Linked DNA regions of Homo sapiens: region 1 is linked to region 2. The links are chromatin loops, found by intact Hi-C in ENCODE. Cell type or tissue: K562. All regions are shown on one strand.

Region 1 (2,500 bases), 86 kb before region 2:
CGGTGGTTGTCAGGTTTCAGTGTGCCTAAGAATCTCCTGGGAGCTTATAACCATGCAGACTACCAAGCCCACACCAGATAATCTGACTCAGTAGGTCTGGTGTGATTCCCACAAACGTGCTTTTTAATTTTTGTTCTTTAACACAGTCTCGCTATGTTGTTGCTCCTGATGCAATGGCATGACAAGGGCTCACTGTAGCCTTGACGTTCCAGGCTCACATGATCCTTCCACCTCAGCCTGCCGAGTAGCTGGGGACTATAGGTATGCACCACCACACCCAGCTAATTATTTTAATTTTCTGTAGAGACAGGGTCTTGTTATGTTACCAGGGCTGATATCAAATTCCTGGGTTCAAGTGATCCTCCCGCCTCAGCCTTTCAAAGAGCTAGGATTATAGGCATGAGCCACTGTATCTGACCATGTGAATTTTTAAATAAGTAGCAAGGAGGTCTCCAGGCCACAAAAATGTCTATATTTTAGGCACTTGGCCCCATGACTTTTAAATCGAAGGCAATAAAACAAAGAGGGGGTCAGAGTTTTATTAAATGCAGAAAGCCACACTGGAGAACTTGATTAATGCCAAAATAGTTCAATTAAAAAAAAAAGTAAGTAGGTTAATAAAAATGGGAGAATTCAATACCCCTCCAACTTCTATACAAATAAGACACCAGGAAACATTGTAGTAACAGTGACAAAACAAAATTTCCAAATATTCCTTAGTTCCAGCTACTGGAAGCCTGGGTGTGGGATCTGAGAATCTAAGACAGCAAACCAACCTGGCCATGACAGGAATGGCAAGAGTAGGCATGTCTTGTCTCCTTTCCTGCCCAAGCCCCCAAAGCCATCCAGGGGTCTGGACCCACACTAGCCACAGTGAGAGCAGAAAAGAAGAGGCAGTGGCAATTCCAAGAAACAGTCTTGATTACAAATGTCCCCTGGCAGCTTGCCAGTAGGAGAACAAGAGTTTCACAGGACCAAAGAGGGAAGAAGTAAAGCAAATTTAGGCGGCCTCATGTCCTTAAAGAGCCTGACCCGTTATCTCCAGTGCACAGCATATGATTATATTCCACAGGTACCTGCACACCCTGAAATTAAAGTACCATTTTCAAGACCATCATGTAAGAAAAAAAATCTGCGTCTAAAGAGTGTTCTTCTACTCAATTACATTAGCCAACTAAGAGTATTTCAGAAGCACTTGCTATTTATTGCTCAGACGCAGTAAGGATGAGAGAGGGAAGAGGACAGAGAGAAGGATGGGGAGGAAATAGCAGGAGCCAAGCATGAGGTCTTTGTTCCCCCAAGACCCTGTCAGGACTTTAAATAGCTTAAAGGCTCTAGGGGCTCCCAAACCATTATCCAAGTAGCAAACCATATGCGGTCCCTTCACTTAGCTACAAATACTACTGCAAGGGGGGAAAAAAGGTGAAATAAAAGAACAGTATCACCCCTCACAAACCTAAATGTGAAAGGACCTGAAGGCTCACAAGAAGTTGGGCCACCAGCAGCAAAGTGGCTCCCACACCCACTGAAGAAAATTGAAAACAAAAAGATGCTGGGGCCCTGCCCCATCTTCCTTTCCCTGTGCAGGCATGGCTTCCAACATGTAACCGGACACAAACATTTCCCACCCCCGAAGTGCTCTGAAAGTAAAAATCTGCTCCAAGAGGGAATGAAGTCTATGCTACTTTTCCTAGAGGAACAGTGAGGACTCAGCCAGTAAGCCTGGGATAATGAAGCAGAAAGGGCATCAATTCCTGAAGAGAACAAGGCTTGAGTTCAGTTCTCCTGAAGGCAATGAGGAAAAGAGCTGCCCTCAACCTTGAAATCAAACATTCCCTGAATATTTCATGGCAAACAAATGGCCAAGAGTAGCAGGCAGCTTGATGCTGATCTACTAGAAACCTGGGCTCTACACAGTGATTGTGGCCCAACCTACTGGCCTCCTACTTGGTGGCTTGCCTCGGTTTCCTCTTAAGAATCAGCAAAATAGCCCGGGCACAGCGGCTCACACCTGTAATCCCAGCACTGTGGGAGGGTGAGGTGGGTGGATAACCTGAGGTCAAGAGTTCAAGACCGGCCTGACCAGCATGGTGAAACCCTGTCTCCACTAAAAATACAAAAATTAGCCCAGCATGGTGGCGTTCACCTGTAATCCCAGCTACTCGGGAGGCTGAGATAGGAGAATCGCTTGAACCCAGGAGGTGGAGGTTGCGTTTAGCTGAGATCATGCCACTGCACTCCAGCCTGGGTGACAGAGAGAGACTCAATAGCAAAAAAAAAAAAAAAAAAAAGACTCAGGAAAATAAAAATTATCTGGACTTACTTATGACTTTGTGGTGAAAACCAAGCAAAATTATTTCAAAACTGTAAAAATCAGAAATGGGCTAATTAGTACGAATTAAGGCAAGTCTAAGTTCACACTCAAGGAACATTTTGGCAAATATAAACTCCGTGAGAAAACCAGATCTATACTTTTACTGCTGCTAAGAAGCAAAGCTAC
Region 2 (2,500 bases):
GGTGATTGTTGAAGAGAGAATCACTATTTGTTAAGGCTTCACAATCACATGATCTTGAAAGCAGAATCACTCAGGGAAGACTTGCAGGACTTTCAGACTATGTGAAGGTCCCAGGTATCTTAGAACTTTTTTAGGATTCCCTGAAAAAAGCTGTTTGCCACTAACAGATATTTTAAATCAGGTAAAATGATACAGAACTGCTGTTGAGTTCCAGGTTATGAAAAGTAATGCATGTATTTTTTTCCATTTTTAACTTAATGTTGCTATCCAGTGTTCTACAAGAAAGGCTGGCAAACTATGGCCCAAGGGCCATCCAGCCCACTTCATATTGTTATAAAGTTTTCCTGGAATATTGCCACAACCATTCATTTACACACTGTCCATGTCTGTTCTCCTGCTACCATGGCAGGGTTCAGTAGTTGCAACAGAGACCACATGGCCACCAAGCCTAAAATATTTACAATGTGGTCCTTTAAGAAAAAGCTGTCCAATCCCTGTTTTACAACATATTAGAAAATGAACACACTTAGTGGTATATACTGGTTAACATTTCTAAAGACATGTTTGGCAAATGTGAGCCAAATAATTTCTAAGGAAATAACTGCCAATTACTTGGAGATTTATTCCACTTTCTAAATAACGAAAAAAATTCTCAACTACATGAATATAAACCTATTAGAGACTGGTCAAAAATATTATGTTGCAGCCTACAATGAAATATTACACATCAATTAAAGAAGTAAGCTCTTTATTTTGGGTCCCTCTCTAAACACCTCTAGATAAAAGGGATCTGTAAAACGTATCTATACATAAGCCCAAAAGGAAGAAGATAATGAGAGAGAACACTGCAACAAAACCCTGGAAGCTGGAAAGCAGATGGATGAGTAGTAACTTACTCCACTGACTCACAAAAGCTAAATCCTGAGACAGTGGCGAGAAAACACAATAGGCAATCTGATTTATACCGCAGTCCCACTCTCCCTAATCTGCCAAGACTCAGAAACTGTCAAATCAAGCATCTCAATTGGGAATGAAAATGGGACCAAAAATGATGGATGGTTTCAAATCTTTGTAAGAAGCAGATGGATTTCAAGATGTATACCCTGGCCAGGCATGGTGGGTCACACCTATAATCCCTGCAACTTTGGGAGCTCAAGGTGGGAGGATCACTTGAGCCCAGGAGTTCAAGACCAGCCTGGGCAACATAGGGAGACCTCATCTCTACAAAAAATTTAAAAATTAGCCAGGTGTGTTAGCGTGCACCTGTAGTCCCAGCTATTCGGGAGGCTGAGGCACGAGGATCGCTTAAGCCCATGAGCTTGAAGCTGCAGTGAGCTGTGATGGCACCACTGCACTCCAGCCTGGGTGACAGAGCAAGACCCTGTCTCAAAAACAAACAAGCAAATATGTATACCCTAAATCCCACACTAGGGTCATTGCTTCTAAACTCAGTGTTTTAATATCTTATTCTCAAATAAGACAGAAAACCAAGACTCAGCAAATATCTGAGGAAAGCCTCTAATATGAAAAATAAGGGACCAAAATAACCCAAGAAGGGGAGAGGAGAGGCTTGAAGAACATAGTGAGTGCGCAGTAAAAATGAAACTAAAAAAAAAAAAATCAATTTCGCAGAAAGCTAAGAGATGATTTTTATCTCTGAAGTCAGTATAAAACTTTATTTTTTAAAATAGTAAAAGAGAAACATGCAGAGAACAAAAAAAGTTCTTAAAAAATAAAACAGTATCATGTCAATAAAACTACTGAAAGGTAACTATAAAGAAATCTAAAAAGAATAGAAGATGAGACAGAAAATAGGAGAAAAAAACTGGAAGATGAGCCCACAAAATCCAACAACCAAATAATAGGAGTTCTAGAAAAAAGAGAACAAAGATTCTAGATGGAAACCAACAAAAGAGTTGGGAGAAAAAGTCTCAGAACAAAACAACTAAACATTGAGGCATAATATGCTCAAATATAGATAAACAAAGTGCATCGCTATGAAATGTTGGAACACTAGGATCAAAAAGAATTTGCTAAAACCTTTCAGAAAGAAAAAAATATATAAGGATAAGAAATCAGGATGGTTTCAGATCCATAAAAAAATTAGAAATCAAAAAAGTTTCTGATAACTACTGACAGTGGAGTGATACTGATAGATACAATTCTAATGGAAAATGACTTCTAAAATAAAATTCTATATCCAGCTAAACTATCAAGTGTATGTAGAGAATGGACATGAAAGGTCTCAGAAAATTTACCTCCCAAGCATTCTTTGCCATGAAGTTAGAGAATGTATGCCACTAAAACAAAGTTGCAAATTATAAAGAGAAAGCTGTGAGATCCAGCAATCCTAGCTCCAATCCAAGAGTAAGGCAAAGAAATCCCTCAGGACAATGGTGAAGAAATCCAAAGATGACAGCTCTAAAACAGGCAAAAAGAGAAACCAGTCCAGATTGATGCAGGTTGCAAAGCTCCAAGATACTGTTAGCAGACTGAATGA

Evidence for each region. A loop is a pair of places that touch in the nucleus more often than their neighbours do. Peaks named below come from ENCODE experiments on the same cell type or tissue, not always from the same donor. Only the 100,000 strongest peaks of a DNase experiment are listed, where the experiment ranks them.
Region 1: a loop joins it to region 2, with 2.2 times the contacts of the local background. A loop is called at or near these places in 4 of 110 quality-filtered maps.

The regions. Positions count from the first base shown.
Region 1 is chr7:127,796,682-127,799,181 of GRCh38, reverse strand. All of the region lies in intron 10 of SND1 (staphylococcal nuclease and tudor domain containing 1), which reads right to left. Among named protein-coding and RNA genes, the nearest start is that of SND1, 150 kb to the right of the region's middle. RefSeq lists a silencer at 7-354. In K562, no CTCF peak of the experiment used is centred here; a DNase peak (open chromatin) is centred at 1,001.
Region 2 is chr7:127,711,065-127,713,564 of GRCh38, reverse strand. All of the region lies in intron 9 of SND1 (staphylococcal nuclease and tudor domain containing 1), which reads right to left. Among named protein-coding and RNA genes, the nearest start is that of SND1, 60 kb to the right of the region's middle. In K562, no CTCF peak of the experiment used is centred here; no DNase peak of the experiment used is centred here.